2 separate regions of the Mus musculus genome follow, and region 1 is linked to region 2. A link is a loop called in an ENCODE intact Hi-C map of the cell type or tissue named here. Cell type or tissue: heart. All regions are shown on one strand. Links, peaks and the distances in the headings refer to the core of each region. The heading gives the core; the rest is flanking DNA. Region 1 has its middle 22 kb from the start of Gm11728. Region 2 holds the start of Mgat5b (mannoside acetylglucosaminyltransferase 5, isoenzyme B).

Evidence for each region. Peaks named below come from ENCODE experiments on the same cell type or tissue, not always from the same donor. Only the 100,000 strongest peaks of a DNase experiment are listed, where the experiment ranks them.
Region 1: a loop joins it to region 2, with 5 times the contacts of the local background. A loop is called at or near these places in 17 of 42 quality-filtered maps.

The regions. Positions count from the first base shown.
Region 1 is chr11:117,014,158-117,023,369 of GRCm38, reverse strand. No RefSeq gene overlaps it. Among named protein-coding and RNA genes, the nearest start is that of Gm11728, 22 kb to the left of the region's middle. In heart, for the core only: a CTCF peak has its summit at 4,718 (motif pointing right); a DNase peak (open chromatin) is centred at 4,769; H3K4me3 peaks cover 597 bases; H3K27ac peaks cover 1,189 bases.
Region 2 is chr11:116,913,912-116,923,123 of GRCm38, reverse strand. It overlaps Mgat5b (mannoside acetylglucosaminyltransferase 5, isoenzyme B), which reads right to left and starts at 4,261. Exons shown (of 18, transcript NM_172948.3): 1 at 3,581-4,261. The coding sequence starts at 3,648. In heart, for the core only: a CTCF peak has its summit at 4,334 (motif pointing left); a DNase peak (open chromatin) is centred at 4,313; H3K4me3 peaks cover 2,000 bases; H3K27ac peaks cover 1,170 bases; H3K27me3 peaks cover 6,627 bases.

The DNA of each region.
Region 1 (9,212 bases), core at 526-8,525, 100 kb before region 2:
CCCTTTTGCCTAATCAGATGGATCAAAAGCAGCATCCACATGGAGGCTTTTTGGGATAGAGCTTAGGAAGTCCATGGCTGTAATGGTGTGTGTGTGTGTGTGTGTGTGTGTGTGTGTGTGTGTGTGTGTAGGGGGAGGTCTGAATGTGTTCCATGTAAGAGTAAGTCTGTGTGCCTATGGAGGGGACAACTTGACTCCAGGTACCTTACTCAACTGTTTCTCCATCTTCTTTGAGACAAGAGTCTCGAACATGGAACTCGCCATTCCAGTTAGCCTGGCTGGCCAATGAGACTCTGAATTCTCCTGTCTCTGCCCCTCCCTCAAGGGTGGGGTTACAGGTCATCATAGTGTGAATATGCTTGGTCCAGAGAATGGGACTATTTGGAAGTGTGGCCTTGTTGGAATAGGAGTGTCACTGTGGGTGTGGGCTTTAAGACCCTCATCCTAGCTGCTTGAAAGCCAGTCTTCCATTAGGAGCCTTCAACGAAGATGTAGAACTCTCAGCTCCTCCTGCACCATGCCTGCCTGGATGCTGCCATGCTTCCTGCCTTGATGATAATGGACTGAACCTCTGAACCTGTAAGCCAGCCTCAATTAATTGTTGTCCTTATAAGAGTTGTCTTGGTCATGGTGCCTATTCACAGTGGTAAAACCCTAACCAAGACACAGGTACAGGATTTCTCTACTTCTCTTCGGGTGCTGAAGACGGGAAGGCATTCCACCCACTCAGCCGTCTCCCTAGCTTGAATCTGAAAGTCTTATATGTTATCTGCACAGAGCTGGTGTGAGGGAGAAAACAGCATCGTGTGTGCCGTGTGTGGGGTCCTGGGAATGGGAAGCACTCTGGAGGGGGCTGGGATTTGTCATCCAGTGAGGACACATGAGCTCACAGACGGCTGCAGTAGTGACTTCTGCGGGTTCAGAGGGAAGTGACATCAGGTATGGGTCATGAGGTATGGCTGGGGGTGACTAGCGGGCAGAGAAGACTGTGTCCAGGGGGAGACAGCAGACCTGTTTGGGCTCAGGCTGGTTTGGAATAAGCCACAGACTCCCCAGTTCCCTTCCCCAAGGGTTGCATTTGTGCATGGTTGGAGAATCTGATTGCAAATCGTCCCCTCTATTTATTCTAGAAGCAGCAAGCTGTCTATCTGACTAGGTAGACCCTGCCTTTTCATCTGGTGGCCGGTTGCTGTTTCAAAGCTCTTTTTAAAAAAAACAAAAAAAAAAACAAAAAAAAAAAAAACCAGCCAATAACCATCTGGAGTTTAATCTTTTGCCTTAGGAAGACAGAGCTCGACCCCATTTAATCTAATCTAGAGGTGATTGTAGGGACCACCTACCATTCTGGTTCCTGCTTGAGAGGCCACCTGGAGAGCCCATAGGAAGGTGCCTGCCATCCCTCTCCAGGTGTGAGCTCTTGAGGACGCTAGGACTCCGTAGAAAGCAGACTGATGGCTAACGTTCCCAAGCTTGGCTGGCTGTCTTTATCCCTCTCTGTCCCTGTGAACTGCTGGGGCTGCCAGAAGCCAGGAACATAATGTCTTTACTTCACACCTCACTTGTAGGAGAGAGGCCTGCAAATCGCTTCTTTCCTCAGTAGATGACCCCTCTGACCCTCTTCCTGCCCAGTACCTCAGTCCCCACCCACTGTTCCCACTTTGCCTGTGAAGAGAGGAGACTTGATCTGAATGCTCAAGAGTTGTAGAATGTATGAGTTAGTGGCCCTGAGCTGGCAGATTGGGTTAGGACCTGGCTTCTGCCCCCTGTGAGCTGTGGAACCTTGAAAAACTGGTCTGAGCCTTAGTTTTCCCATCTGCAAAGTAGGTATTTTACAGGGTTCACATGACAAGGTGGTGTAAGCATTTGCTGAGTCAATGTGGTAAATTTAGTGGGTTGGAGAAGAGTTCCTTTGGTAGCATGCTTGGCTTGCATGCACAGAGCTCTAGGTTCCACACCCACCACTGCAGAGACCAGGCATGATGGGTGGGACACATGTGTACTCTCAGGAGGTAAAGGCAGGAGGACCAGATATATGAAGTAATGAGTTTAGGGCTAGCCTGGGCTATATAGAACCCTGTCTCAAAAATATATGTAAGAGAGGGCTGTAGAGGGAGGTGGCTTATCACTTATCAGCTAAGAGCAGTTGCTGCTGTTCTTTTAGAAGACCTGAGTTCAGTTCCTAGAACTCAGGTCAGGCGGCTCATATCACCTGTAACTCCCTCTCCATGGGATATAATGCCTGCTTCTGACCTCCACAGGCACTGGGTGCACAGGGCATCCAGACATAAATCAAAATAATAGGGGCTGGAGAGATGGCTCAGCGGTTAAGAGCACAGACTGCTCTTCCAGAGGTCCTGAGTTTAATTCCCAGCAACCACATGGTGGCTTACAGTCATCTATAATGAGTTCTGATGCCCCTTTCTGGTGTGTCTGAAGACAGCTACAGTGTACTCATATAAAATAAATTAATAAATAATAATGTAAATCATATATATAACAAATAAATAAGTGTTAGCTCTGTTAGAGCAGCCCCTGGCCCCACAGGAGCTGCGCCTAAATGATTCTTAGGGTTATTCATTATTCATTCGCCATCTCTTATTAACGTGGCCCCACTCATTTGCTCTTCCCTCCTCCTTCCCTTCCTATTATACATCTGCCCCATGGCACGGCACACCTGCTGAAGCCCAGTGGTGACTTCAATGACTAAAGCTCACATGTCACCATGGCTCCTGCCCAGAGGCTTTAGAGGGGGACACACAAATCTTTGCTTTGTCTGTCCAGAGGTGTCACTCCAGCTCCTACCTACTGAACTGAACATGTCTGAAGCTTCCTACAGGGTGAGTGGCCGGGGCCTCCCAGCTGGCCCAAGGGCAGAGCCACCATCTGAGCCTGAGACATCCCTCTGTGCCAGTTCCTTGGGCCTGCTAGGGGCATCTGAATGTCCTGTCAAGTGACAGTCTGAAGGTGCCGTCCTCAGACAGACAGATGGGACTCAGCTCTCTGAGGGCCTGGTCTCCAATGCTTGTCAGTGTTGCCTGTGTGAGCCAGTGCCCCAGGGGGCTGTTGTGAAGTTTATCACGCTGCCTAGGAGAGTCACTGCAGCCCACCCTGGAGCAGCCAGCTTGGGCACTGGTGGTAGAGGATCTTGACAATATGAGAGGTGTGAACCAGCGTTATATGATATACCCCACTGTGGTGAAATCAAGATCCAAGGGGGTGGAACTGGGATACAAGACCATGAGAGGTGATGAGGCAAAGGACAGAACTCTGTGAGTGGAATGCGCACCCTTGTCAAAGAAGTCCCAGCGAGTTCTGAATGCCCTTCACTCCCACGAGGCCGTAGAGAGAGGGAGCCGTCTGTGGGTCAAGCCCTCACTAGACTGAGTCTGCCAAGACTCTAACCTTGAACATCTGGCTTCCAGACTGAGAGCATGCCTTGCTGGTGTACCGCAACCCCTCATCTGTGGGACTTCACTGTGGCTACTCCAGTCCCTCGTCCGTGCCCCATCTCCCAGCAGCTCTGCCATGTGCCCAGAAGGACCTTGCTCTGCTAGTGTAGGACTTTGTTCTGAAGCCTGGGTTCATCCAGGGCAGAGCAGGCAACTGGCCCAGAGCACAGTGCCTGTGGGGAAACAGAATACGGTGGGCCTCGGACTCTGAGGGTGGCTGGTCTCCTCTGGACACCATTGGGCCCAAACACAGGGATCCAGTCCCAGAGAGCATGGGGGAGATGCTGAGGGTGCTTAAACAGGAGTCAGCTTGGGAGCTGCCCGCACGGTAGGTCCTAAGAGGTTCCTGTGGGTTGAAGACAGGCCCAGCCTTGTCTGCATGCAGGGCCCCCCTCCAGACTTCTCCCATAAATTCAATATTTATTTTCATTAACCAAGATAAGAACCTAATTAGCATTGATTGCCTGGTGCCTTTCCCGTACTTTAAACTTCTGCAATTTAGAACGATGTACATTTCCATACTTCAAAAATAAGGGATGCTGGTGGCTGCAAATGCCTGGCATGGAAATGTGTATAGTATATTTTATTTTATCAAAAATCGCTGTGTTTGCTCATTGTCTGAACATTTAGTGTGCGTGTGCGTGTGTGTGTGTGTGTGTGTGTGTGAGAGAGAGAGAGAGAGAGAGAGAGAGAGAGAGAGAGAGAGAGAAAATCCTCATGTAGCCCAGGCTAGCCCCAAATTCCCTAGGTAGTTAAGAATGACCTTGAACTCTCTTGATTCTCCTGCCCTCTCTTGAGCACAATGATTACAGGTCTGCACCATCCCACCAGGTTTACGCCATGGGAATTGAACCCAGGGCCCTACCCTGTCAGCTGAGCTACACCTTCAGCTCAGATCCCAATTTTTAGTCTTTTTACTGCATGTCAGAATTTGCTTAGCTGAGGCTCAGGTATGGTTGATTTCTTTCCTTTTTTTTTTTTTTTTTCTTTTTTTCTGCACTCTATCTACATTTTCCAGAATGTTCATCCCAGAGGAGAATGCACGCTGACATCAGAACGTGTGGTGCCCCAGGCAGGGACTGGCCCAGGACAACCTTAACCAACTGGTGCCCAGATAGCAGCTCCTATGAGAAACAGAACAGGTTTCTGGGCACATGGAGGCTTCCTGGATTCATCTGAGCTGGCATCTGAGCTCTGAAAGTCTCCAGTCAGCCATGAGCAATTCACAGTTAGGCAACACTTGAACAGCTAGCCTGCACTCTCTGGGCACAGTCCGCTAGAGGGCACCTCTTCCTTCATCAAACGCTAGTGACTACCAGCTAGACGGAAAAATGCCAGCAAGGGTGGGTAAGAGTTGTCCCCAGGAGGGAGCGAGCGGGAGGAAATGGGGGTGGAGCTGGTGAGAATGTGAACCAGTGGATAAGAGAGGCCACTGAGAGAAGCAAGCAGTACGCTGTGCGCCTGGATATGAATCGATGCCTTGAAGCTCTTGAAACAATCATGCTCTGTAATGGCTGCCAGTGAGCTGGGTAGCCTTAGAAACCCCTTGTTCCATCTCCTATCAGATGACTGTACCCATCTGTCGACCGTCCTTAGGTTGCTAGTTTGGTTCCAGCTCGAAGGAGTAGCCTGTGCCTCAGGGTTCAAAGAAAGGCTCACTTCCCCCATCAAGGGGTCAAAGTACCAATAAGCTCCCTAGCTTCCAGATAGTTCCACTTCCATGGCCAGAGCCTCCCCTCAGTCTAGTCAACCAGAAGCACCCTGGCCCAAAGTCAACCGGCTTCACTTCCTGGTCTCAGTGACCTTCACCTAAGCAGGCTGGTTTAAGTCTGTGAACCCTCAGTCCCAGCAGGAATGATTGCTTTGGTCTGTTGTTGGAGAATAGATCCCTTGTTCACATCTCTCCAGGGAAACCGCATGACCTGGGAGTGTGTGACAGAGACTGCATACCTGAAGGCAGGCAAGAACCAGAGATGCCACAGGGAGCCAGGTGTAATCTTCAATGCCTCTAGCCCCATCTCCTAAAATGTCAATCATCTTCCAAACAGCACAGTCTGCTGGAGACGGAGCAACAGACTCACTTTTGGGGGACATTTCACATTCAAAGCCAAGCACTCAGGCCTTGGAGCACAGGGACTCTGCTTAGTTACAGCTCGGATCCCTGAAGGTATCCGTTCTATACCAGGAACTCCTGAACACAGCCCAAGTGTTTCCCAGGCAACGGAGGCTGGGAACCAGTCCTGGGGACTCTTTCTGATTCAAAGTTGGGAGAAGGCACCTGCTGGCTCAAGGCAGCTCCTCAGCAGCAGCTGCTGGAGAAACCAGGCTTGTCTGCTGGTCTGGATGCTATGAGCTGTGGGTTGGGAGTATCTAGCTCTCCTGGTGGAGAATGGAACAGCTGGGCTGGTGTTTGGATAGCCTGAAACCACTGCTTCAGGATTATTCAGGAGCAAGACTGCAGCTCCGAGGAAGAGTGCTTGCCAGGTGTGTGCAGGCTGAGTCCCTTCTCCAGCCTGGTCCTTCTGTCTGACAGAGCAGGTGATGGCTAAGAACCCAGGGCTTAAAGAGGCTCCACTGGGCTTTGGGTACTAAAAGTAGGATACACACAAAAATAAATTCTTGCTTCTGGCAGTTTAATGTCATCTCTGTCTCCGGAGGTACCAGAAGGAGCAGGCTGTTTACCAAGAAAGGGTAATTAAAACGAGGAGCAGAGGGGAGCAACACCCACAGAGGAAATGGATCAGCCACGTGTCAGGGTCTGCAAACTGGATGTTTTAACATCTGTCCTGTGGCTGCAAAAAACAGACCCAGACACACCCTGTTTTAAAAAAACATGTGATTGCTTAGCTCTCTTTACCCTGGACTCCTGCCTCCCCCAGTTTCACCACACACACTGACTCTGATTTGAAAGCAGCCCTTCTCCTCGGGCAGGATTTTTAAGCTCCAACAACTCCAAGAGCCTGTACCCCATTCACATCCTCTCCTGGACTCAGCCTGGATCACTATCTACCCTGCCCTGGCCACCCCGGGGCTAAGAATTGGACAACTGGGGGGTCCAGGTCACTGTGATGCCGCAGCGTACACAGAAGTGGTTCAGATGACAGGAGCAAGCCACCCTTCCTTCAGGAACCCCAGTAAAGCCGCTCACTTGTAATCTCTCTTCTAGCCCTGCCTAGTGACCCTTCTGCGTCCCCAGTGCATCCCCACTCCCACCCCATGGTGTGCATGCTCCCTCTCTGTAAGCTGGGTAAAAAGCTATCTTTTCCAATGGCAACCATCTCCTGTGTCTACAGCTGGGGGCCAGGCTTGAGGTCAGGTGGATCCTGACTTCAAAGTTTATATTAATGTACCATTTTAAAGCAGTAACAAACATCTAGCCTTTGCCTATCTCCAGGACAGGTGTACAGGTGTACAGGTGTACAGGTGTACAGGTGTACAGGTGTACAGGTGTACAGGTGTACAGGTGTACAGGTGTACAGGTGTGTGTGCGTGGTGTGCCTTTCTTTTTATACACTGTGTTCATCCATCTGTCATCCCTCCATTAATCCATTTGCCTACTCAACTTCATTATCCATCCATCCATCCATCCATCCATCCATCCATCCATCCATCTGTATACCCACTCTTCCTCATAATGCATCCTTTCATCCATCCACACACCTATCCACCAACTCATTTATCTATTTCCATCAGTCATCCATCCATCCATCCATCCATCCATCCATCCATCCATCTACCTACCCACTAACTCATTTACCCATTCCTATCCATCCATCAATTCATCTATTAGTCTACCCACCGTTCCACTCATCCATACACTCACTCTTCCTCATTATCCATCCTTCCAACCATCCATCTTGTCAGCTGTCCATCCCCCCCACTTTACCCCCACCCCCCACAACTAATCCCCATCTCTCCACCAGTCTATGTACCCAGCTAACCATCTATCCCTACCCGTCTCTCAGGTTCACTCCACCCACCCATTCAACTATCCATTCACCTGTCTCCTTATCCATTTACCTATTATGCTCTTTCCTGACTGTCCCCTCCCTGTTAACCCAAATGATATGATGAGCTTCTATTTATATTTTTATTTTCGAGACAGGGTTTCTCCGTGCAGCCCTGGCTGTCCTGGAACTCGTTCTGTAGATCAGGCTGGCCTTGAACTCAGAGATTTGCCTTACCTCTTCCTCCCAAGAGCTAGGATTAAGCTTGGTTTTTATTTTATTTTATTTTATTTTATTTTATTTTATTTTATTTTACATTGACTGATTGTGGGGGAAAGAGTCAGAGGACACCTTGTAAGAGTTGGTTCTCTCCTACCACATGGGCTCCAGAGGTCTAACTTGGGTTGTCAGGCTTGGTGGCAAACGCCTCTACTTGCTCAGCCATCTCTGGACCAATGCAGTGCTTTGGAGAGATCCCATGCGGCTTGTCTGCTCTCTTTGTTATGCTATCTCTTTGGTTTAAGAGTTTTTATTTTTCTATGGTTAAACTAGATTTATCTCATTGCTGTATAATTTGTGGTTTCTGAATCTTAATTCTCTATGTTAATGTGAATGAGTCTCATATATCTGCTGAAAAACATTTAAATGCTTTTTTTAAAAAATTTTTCCCTTTTCTTTTTCTGCTTTCTTTTTTCAAGACAGGGTTTCACTGTGTGGCTCTGGCTGTCTTGGAACTCACTCTGTAGACCAGACTGTCCTTGAACTCACAGAGGTCAGCCTGCCTCTGCCCACCAAGTTTTGAGATTAAAGGTGTATGCTACTACTGACTGGCAAACTTTTGCCTTTTGTATGTATGTATGTATGTATGTATATATGTATGTATGTATGTATGTATTTTTATTTTATGTGTGTGTTTGCATGCCATGTGAATGCAGGAGACCTTGGAGGAAAGAAGAGGGCATCGGGTTCCCTAGAACTGCAGTTATAGGCAGTTCCGTTTCCAGCACCCAAATAACTGACATTTTAAGAAAAATCTGGGTTCTGGGGACTGGATTCAGGTAGACACTTCACCCACTGAGTTATCTTTCCAGCCCCACATCTTTGTTCTGTCAGTGTGGGTGCTGTGGCATCCAGAGGAGGGATCCCTGGAGCTGCAGTTAAAAGACGTAGTAAATCACACTATGTGGGTGCTGGAGCCGACCTTGGAAGAGCAGATGGCATCTTAACCCCCGACATCTCTCCAATCCAATCTTTCTTTTGATTGTTTTCTATCTTACTCATCTCTGTCCTTAGTAAATCATTTCCCCACTTCTGTGACAGCTGAGTTTCTGTTCTCCCTCATATATGTCATATATATATATATATATATGACTTATTTTTTATTTTATGTGTGTGAGTACACTGTAGCTGTCTTCAGATACACCAGAAGAGGGCATTGAATCTCATTACAGATGGTTGTGAGCCACCATGTGGTTGCTGAGAATTGAACTCAGGACCTCTGGAAGAGCAGTCAGATCTTAATTCCTCGCTGAGCCATCTCTCCAGCCCTATTTTGTTTTTTTGTTTTTTTTTTTTTTTGAGACAGGGTCTCACTTTGTAACCTTGGCTAGCCTGGAACCCACTCTGTAGACCAGTCTGCCCTCAGCATCACAGAGATCTGTCTGTCCCTGCCTCTTGACTGCTGTAATTGAAGCTGTCTGCCGCTATGTCTGGCCAGCGAGTGTTTTCATTACGAGACTGCTATGTCAGTTTTACCCTGTGCCTGATACACACTTTTCCCATTTACTTCAAAATGTTTGATGTTTTAAAAATTATG
Region 2 (9,212 bases), core at 836-8,835:
AGAGAAGGGAGCGTGGGGGTGCACAGAAGAACCAGGGGCGGGGGTGGGGCGAGCTCCCGGCCCAGGAGGTTTCAGCTCAATGGGACAAAGAAACTGACCACATGAAAAAAAATAATAAGAATTCACATATAAGTAGAAATCTGAGCAAGGGTCAGCCCTTGATGGACTGTCAGATAGAGGACAGTTAATCTGGAGTAGCAAGTCCCCAACTTTGGTGTGTGGATCGGCGCTGGCTCCCAAGAACGATTAGAAACGGATATTCTTGAGCTAGGGACATAGCTCAACAGTAGAGCATTTGCCTAGCATACACTAGAGCCTAGACCCAATCTCCAGCACGGACATAGAAAGAGAGACGGGGAGGAAGGGAGAGAGGACACGGTAGGTCCTCCTTCCTGGATGAGATGCTGGGACAGGGCAGGCCATCTGCTTTCTTTATCCAGCTCCCCAGTGACTCTGGTCCACACTCACATGTGAAAAACACTGGTCCGACTAAACAGTGAGACCCACCTGGCTCCCATCAATCACCTGGGCCACCCTAGGCACTGCACATACAGCCTCTGCCATCTGCCATGAGCTCACTTGTCCTCATAGGGTGCCACAGGCCCCCAACACTCTTAGGTGACACAGTCTCAAGGCAAGGCCACATCCCCTCCACCCCCAGCTGTGCCCACTCTCCCCACAGACTTCTCTATCAGTCACGCATGCCCTGGTTTGTCAACCTGCACCACCGAGGGGAGGAATAAGGACATCTTCCCACCCAGGCATGGAGTGTCACACAAGTGTGCCTGCAGTCATGCAGGAGGGGGAGCGGGCCAAAACATGACATCATGCATTCTTTCAGCACACAGTCATTATCTAAGAGGTGCCAGACACTCAAGTAACCTGAAGTGACAGCTGGAACCCGGGCTTAGAGTCCCTGCCCCAAGCTCTGCCAGACCCAGTGCTCCATGCTGGGCTCTGAACAAGACTGAGCCGGCAGCACAGCCCTGAGCCGGCAGCACAGCCCAGAGAGAGGGCGGGGAGGAGAGGTTTTGAGACCCCCCCCCCTAATTCATCAGAGGACTTGATGGACTGTCAGAGCTGAAAGGGGACCCTCCCTTACCCCCAGGGCAGAGTGAGGAACCCCACGTGATATAGAACCAGGATAACCAAGAGGACCCCAAAAGTCATGTCAGGTGCTTCCACCTGTCCCACCTCCGCTCTGTCCCCAACCTAGGGGACTGTTTGTTGTCTTTCTGCAAGACTTGCTGTACACATTTATTTAATCTCCATTATTTTAAACCGACAGAGTAGTGTTTAATTAAAATTTGGTTCATTAAGGAAAACACATAATTGCCAAAGAAAAGAAGAAACAAAACAAATTTCGAGCCCGTATTTAAGGAAGCTGTTAGAAACTGAGTCGGGGAGGGAGAGAGGACCTAGACTCAGAGATTCCCAAGAGCTGCTTCAGGAGCAGCCGTGCCCCTAATTTGTTGGGGGATCATGGTGAGCTGCAGTAGGAAAGATGGTACAAAGGACACTTCTCTTACTTTGGAGGGACCTCACTGAATCCCTCCAAAGTAAGGGAAGTGGGGTTCAGAGCACACTCAGAGAGATCTTATGGGAGACTGGCAACTATCCTCTAAGCCTAAGGATGAAAAAAAGAGGGGGAGGGGTTTCCGAGTTCCAGTCTCTCAACCCCCACCCTGACTCAGCCATAGGACTGGGTTTCAGGCTGGAGATACAGGATGCTTGACATGAGGAAGGTCTACACCCTCAGCCTGGACTTTGAGGCCCCAATATACCTCTTAGCATCTCTCTACCAGTTACCCCACTTGGAGTCCAGGGAACCCCAAAAGCAGTAGTCATGTATAATACATATGATGGTCTCAACCACACAGGTAACATCTCAGGGGCACCTATAAAATAAAGGCCTGGCCAAGAACTCTGCTAGAGACAGCATTCCCAGACCTCCCTTGGGGATAAATGAAGTTAGGGTGATGTAATCAGATAGCTGCCCCTGGCCTTCAATCTAAAGTTCTGAGGGGGCCTGAAGAAGACTGGTTGCTAAGGGTCTCCACCAGCCTAGACAGGAGGTGAAGTTAAAGGGTTGGGAGTGAGTGGCAACTGATCTGGGAATCCTGTCTTCAGGCACACAGGAGGGAAAGCGGGCTCAGGGCGGGCTTAGGGCTGAGGGCGCTGTCTGTGGTGCTGGAGACCGCTGCTTGCAGTCATTACACCAGGTCCTGACTTCAGAAACGGGGGAGGGGGGGAGGTAAGGGGGGGGGGTTCCAGCGGGCTACAAAGCTGACTAGGGATTTGGGACCAGCCAGAACCCTCTCAAGTTGCAGGAATCCAGTATAGCTCTGGAAAAGCCAGAGTCTTTCCCTGGGCATCTTAGGCCAGGGATTTCTGAGACACTTCAAAACCCTGCCCTCAGTCCTCCGGCTCTACAGACCTTTGCATTCACACAGACAACCTGACTGCTGCTGTCCCCAGAGGCTGCCATCTCAGCCCCCACAGAACTGGCCCAGCATGCTGATGGCAAGAGGCAGGTGGGCCACATCACCTCAGCCCCAACCCAGCTGGGTACAGGAGGTTGTCTGGAGGTACCGGGGATCAACCCAGAACCTGGGAGAAAAGCCAGCACCTGCCTTAAGGTTTATGATCGGACTCCACCTGTGGCCTAGTCCCGAGTCCCACCCCCACAACGGTGCCCATCTCTCCCTCTGTGTCTTCTGAAGCCCAGCTGCCAAACAAGGCAGTACTTCAGGCCTCCCAGACACCCTCTCCCCTAGTCTGGCCTCGGGGCCTAGCTCTGCTGGAGTCTGGGGGAAGGAAGTGGGGTCCCTTCTTGGACCAACAGGTCTTAGCGAGTCTCTCACAAACTGCACCCCTGCCTGGCCAGGACTGTCCACGGGAAGGGAGGGAGGGAGGGAGGGAGGGAGGGAGGGAGGGAGGGAGGTGTTCCATGCACCTGCTATGCCTATCTAGTCTGTTGGAGATCCGCGATTGGGAGTGAATCCCTAGCAGAAGGGGGTCCTTGCCCCAATCTTGGGGACGTTCCTGTCAGACCCAGGTTTGTCCCCCACCAGGAAGATGAGTGAGATGCAGGGGGAGGGAGGGGGAGAGGAAGGGGGATGAACTAGGCAGAGGATGGGCGGGCCGACCTAGGAGACAGGCGGGACACCAGGGGTGCTTCCTAGGCACCCCACAGTAACTTCGCAGCTCAGATAGGACCGACAAGAGATGAAAAAGACCGCAAGGGGCAGGAAAGGGACTTGCTGGCTGGGGCCACTTTGGAGCCCAGGACCTTGATCTTGGTGTTTTCTGACTCCATGCTCACCTCTCTATACCTGATATCGTTCCAATCTTGGTCAACTCAAGAAAGATCCAGACCCGCACCCCCCCACACACACACATACCCCAACCCTATCTAATTCCGTCTTCCCATCCCCATGGCCCTCATCGAGAATAGACTCGCGAACCTCCTTTGCCACCCGAACTCGCACCCCCTGAGGGGACCGACCTCGCCCAGCTCCACCATGAGTCCCCTTGGGGAGGTCTTGACCTCCCTGCGCCAACCAGTAGAGAACTTTACCGAAAGGGTCTCAGGGTGACCAGGCATCTTCTGACCATTATCTTCCCATCTGGGTTGACTGTGATCATTGTTCAAACTTGTCTGGGCGAGAAGCCGGGGGCGAGGCCGGACGCACCGTCCTGGGCCCGGCTCTGACCGCCTCGGGAACCACGAAGCCGCTGCGGGCCGAAGCCGGGGGGTCGCAGCACCGAGGGAGCGCGGGGCACGGTGGCTCTGCAGCCCCGCGCGGGGCACGGCGCGGCCTGGGCGCGCAGGGCAGGGGTTCGGCGAGAGCTTGGGGCCGGGCGCTCTCTGCGTCTCCGCCCTCCCCGATTCACATTTTGGGGAAGGCGAGGCGGCGCGCCCCCAGATCGCCGGCCGCGCGTCTGCCTGCTAGGCTCGCTGGCTGGGCGGGACGGCGCCGCGGCGCGCAAACGGGCTTCCCGCGGCGGGCGCCCTCATTCCCGGGGCCCGCGCCCTCAGAGCCGGCTAGAGGCGGCCCCAGGCCCGCACCCCGGCCCCCCGCACCTTCCGGCCGCGCCGCTCTGCAGCCGCGCGCAGCGCCGCGCCCATGGCTTTGGGAAGGAACGGCTGCGCGCTCGCCTGCCTTCGTCCTCGCCCGCCCGCTCGCCCGCTCGGTCGCTCGGCCACCCGCGCTCCGGGCTCCGGGCTCCCGCGCGGCGCTACAACCCGAGGCGCCGCATTGTTCCCTCTGAGGAGGCGGCCCGGGAGCGGCCTCGCGTTTCCTCGGCGCCTGAGCGCCATCTGGTGGCCGCAGTCTCGCTGCGCTCCCTCCCCGGGCTGTGCGAGGAGGAGGGGGACGCGAGCGCGGGAGCCATGGCTCTGCGCCCCTCCCTGGACCATGCAACTTCCTAGGGCATCCAGCAGACCGGAGAGCCGAGGCTGCTCCGGTAACTGCATCGCGCAGGGGAGATGGGGCGCGGAGAGGGGACCCTTGTCTCTCCTGCAGAGCACGAGCCACCACTACCACCCCCAAGAGCTTCCGTACCTATGGCTTCTCACCCGCTGATTCTCTCGGCAACACCCACCCACCCTGAGAAACTCCCCGAGTCCTCCCACTTCTCACTTGCCTATAATAAACTGGGGCTGTGGCATTCATGCCAGGAGCCGTCAGCTGTATGCCTGAGGTCTAGCCTTGGACCCTCTCAATCACTGAGTTAACGGGCTTTCTAGTATACAACTAATGACCAAAAAGCTCACCAAGGCTCTTTAAAGTCAATTCCCAAACCCACAGGCTTAAATTTTAGCATTGTTGAGCCCTGCGCACACCATCCCTGCGTGTGTGTGTGTGTGTGTGTGTGTGTGTGTGTGTACTGTCCTGTCACTTCCTCACTTAGAGTTGATGTGAGTTTGGTCTTGACAGCCAGGAATGAAATTATCACCCAGGCTTGTGGCAGCTGGAGGCACCCAGACAAGATGCATGATTTAGAGGCCCAGCAGAGACCCCATCGCCCTCAGACATTTCCTTAGCCAGCTGGCTGGAGTGCCCGAATTTCCCTCCTCCATCCGTCACTCTTTCACTGAGGCACGGTCAGACTGCCCTTGCTCAATGCAAATGTGCTACCTAGCGAGCGAGCGAACACATCAATTCGCCAACACCAATTTATCGCCTGTTTTCTCGTTGGCGGGAGTAAGGCAACTAGGTAACAGGTGAACGCTGGTGGAGAAGCAGACAAAGCAGTCACCGCTGGTAAGGAAAGGCTCAAGGGAGGCAGAGAAAGCTGCAAAGGGCCTGGGGATGCCAGGGTGCTTGGATGGAACCAGGTTAAGATGGAAGAAAACACGGGTGTCCTAATTAGGTTTCTGTTGCCGAGATAAATATCCTGACCAAAAGCAACTTGGGAAGAGAGGCTATGCTTGGCTAACACTTTCCCCTGGCAGTCAATCATGAAGGGAAGTCAGGGCAGAAACACAAGGCAGGAACCTGAAGGCGGGAGCTGACAGAGAGACTGTGGGGGTGTGTGTGGGTGGGTGTGTGCAAAGGCCGTGGGGGAGTGCTGCTTACAGACTTGCTCTCCAAGGCTCCCGTCTGCTTTCTACACCACCCAGAACCACCTGCCCAGGGCGGCACCAGCACAGTGAGTTGGGACCTCCTACATTATTAATCAAGAACATGCCCACAGGCTTGCCTGTAGACCGCTATGATAGAAGACAGTTTCTAAACTGGTAAGTCCTGCTTGTGTCAACAACAATAACAACGAAAAACTAGCCAGAGCAAAGGGCTTTCTCCTGAGCTGGGGAGGAGACTCACCATCACAGACTGTCTTATACTCGGTACCCAAGGCTTTGGGGCACTTCCTGACCAGAGTCGTGCCTGTCTGGTTTTGGGTAGTGCTGATCCAGCCTGAACGTCTTAAGACCACGAAGGCTCTGCTGGCTCTTCAAAGTCAAGAACTTTGAATGTGGTCCAGAGAGATGAGAGATGCTGAGCATGCTGAGAGATGGCTCAGCATGGGGAGACTGGTGACCTCAGGACCTACAAGGTAGAAGAAAAGAGCCCACTCTCTCACATCCCCTGACTTTCACACTTGCATCATGGCATACATGTGACCTCACACATGCACACATGACACACACACACACAAAAGAATGTCTCTTCTGACCTGACACCTCCCATCTCCCCAAGCTCAAGGGGGGTTGTTTATGCCTCTCTGACATCCCTGAGGGTTGTCTGCCCTAGTAGGTATGACTGCAGTGTACCATCTGGGGAAATGGCCTTCCTTCAACCAGAACTTGGACTTAGAACATGGGAAAGGACACTCCCAGCTAGGAGTGGTGTCCACCTAGCATCCTGGTGCTTAGGAGGTGGAGGGAGGAGGATCAGCAACTTACGTCTAGCCTTGGCTACACAGTGAATTTGAGTCCAGCCTGGGCTACATGAGACTCTGTTTCAGAAGGAGGTAGCTCCCCACTGACCTCTTCCTCTGGATCTTACTCTATTGGAACTGTCCATATAGACAGCAGAGGGATTGCCTGCCTCTGCATTGAGCAGCAGGCTCACAGCTAGTGGAGACGCAGAGGAAGAGCGAGGGTTACTTGCTATGACAGATTGTTTAGCCGTGTGCTTGCTTTTGCCAGCCTTGTCTCTGCAGTCCAGTTCAGTGCACATGGCCCCCTTGCTGGGCACAGTAGGAGAGAAATTATGAATCTAGTATTATGTAACCTTGAACACAAGAGATCTGTGCCTCAGTTCCCCCACTGTGACTCGGGCTATTTATATAGCACTGGCTTCACAAGGTTGCTATGTGGATGCCTGCCATTATTTCTGTCTGCTGTAGCTGGCACCACTGGTGCCTGCATCTCCTCTACACTCGCCTCTACACACTAAAACTACTGTTCCTGAGACAGTTCTGCTTGTGGGGAGAGGCTGTGGGGATATGACCACTTTCAGGGAGAAAACTGAGGTGGCCCCAGAAACACCCTGCAGCAACAGATAGCTATCCTGCCTGTGTCCCACTTAGGTGTGATACTCCGAGCCTCGTGTCCCACACACTCCTGGTAAGACAGCGCTCTTGTTGCTGAGTTGCCCATTACTCTATGATTCCTTGTGTCTGAGAATAGCCACCCTCTCTGTCCCATGACAACTGTCATTCTTCAGCCAATACTCTTGGGGTCAGCTCCCAGACAAACGATTGCACTTGAGTCCCTGTCTCAGAACCCCAAAACCAGAGCCTTGCAGAATGGACCCAGGGTCTTCACCCCTGGGACACAGCAGACTCAGCTGTGGAACTCAGCAAGACCAAAGCTTTATTCTAATTAGGTCCCTGATGTCACCCTGTTGGCACACCTGTGCTTTGTCTTGAGGCAAGGTCTCATATAGCCCAGTGTCTACTTTTCTATTGTTATGAAGAGACACCATGACCAAGGCAACTTATAAAACTTAACTTGGGGCTTGCTCACACTTTTCGAGGGTTAATCCATTATCATCATGGTGGGAAACATGGCAACACCCAGGTAGCCATGGTGCTGGAGTAGTAGCTAAGAGCTTTGCATCCTGATTGGCGGACAGCAGTCAGAAGGAGAGGGGCACTAGACTTGCCTAGGACTTTTGAAACTTTAAAGCCAACTCCCAGTGAGTGGCACACCTCCAACAGGGCCACACCTCCTAACCTTTCCCAATCAGTTCACCACCTGAGGAGCAAGCATGCAAACACAAGAGCCTGTGGAGGCCATTCTCTTTCAGGGCACGCCCCTCCCCCAGGTGGGTCTGGAACTTTCTATATTTTGAGACTGACTCTAAATTCTTGATCCTCCTGCCTCTACCTCCCCAAGTCCTGGGATCACAGCCCTAAACTACCACATTCATCATAATTTTTTTGAGACAGAGTCTCTCCATATAGCCCTGATTAGCCTGAAACTCACCAGGTAGGCCTCTGCCTCCCAAGTATGAGAATTAGAGGCGCATAGCACCATGCTTTCTTCCTTTCCTTTTTAAATGTTAATGGGAAGGGTTCCTAAGTAAGCCATCTTGGAGCAGGCAGTAGAAACTGAGGCAGGCCTGCTGGAGGGCACCTCGAAAGATGTGTCAGCTCAAGAGGGTTCCTGACCTGAGCCGTCTTCCTCTCAGTTACTTTCTTCTTTGTGGGAGAACTACTTTGCTTCAGTCCCTCTCCCTGGCATCCCGGGCTGAAGGTGCCAGGAGAAACCCAGACTCAGCAGCAGGCCCGAGTGGTAGTGAGTTCCTCTGCTGAAGAAAGTGTAAGAGGCCCCTCTGGAAAAGATTAAAAAGTAAGGGAGGTACCCATATTCAGGGTCTTGGACCAGTGGGTCAAACCTACCAGTAAAGCCACTGAAGTTGTTGCCTAGGTTACCATAGCACATCAGCATGAAAAGAAAAGCCCTGTACTCTCTGGAAGCCGGATCTCTGAACTCACTGTATCAGAGGGCTGAATCCTTCTGGGAGCTCTGGTGACGGTGCTGTCCCAGCCCTTCACGGGGATCTCAAGGAACAGGACAAAGTGGTTAGAGATGGCTGAGGACCTGTATCCCCTGAGGACTGCACAGACAGTCACAGCTTTGTGTGGCCATGGGCCCAGCTACTTACTTCAAACGAAGCCAAAAATCTGTGAAGTTGCATAATTTAAAAATGTAGGCTCAATATTTTTAGAACATTGTGTAAGGCCAGTAAAATCCACTTGATGGCCTGCCTGACAGCATCTCTGTGGATGGTACCACCCAGGGGCAGAAGAGTATCTGTGGCCCCACTCATTTAGCAAGGCCAGCTTCCTGGGGTCAAGCCCTCCTCTTTCTCTTCTCAAGCCCAGAGACACACACAGACACACACAGATACAGACACAGACACACACACACACACACACACACACACACACACACACACTATCTTGCCTAGGAAGGAAGGTGAATACTGAATTTAATTTGGAAGCCTAAGAGTAAACTGTTCCCTGGAGCTTCCGGTCGTCCATCCCTGATTCCCCCCCCCCCCCCCCCATGCACCCTGCACTGGAGTTCCTTCAGGGCCTATCTGGCCATCAGAGCTGTGACTCCTCTCCTGCCTTCCCAGGGCTTCAAGAAGCTTCTGCAGCGCACAGACCTGGGCAGGAGGAAGCAAGCCGTTTACGGAGTTTGAAATCCCCATTTCATGTGCTCACGATGCAGCAGCAGCAGACAGCAC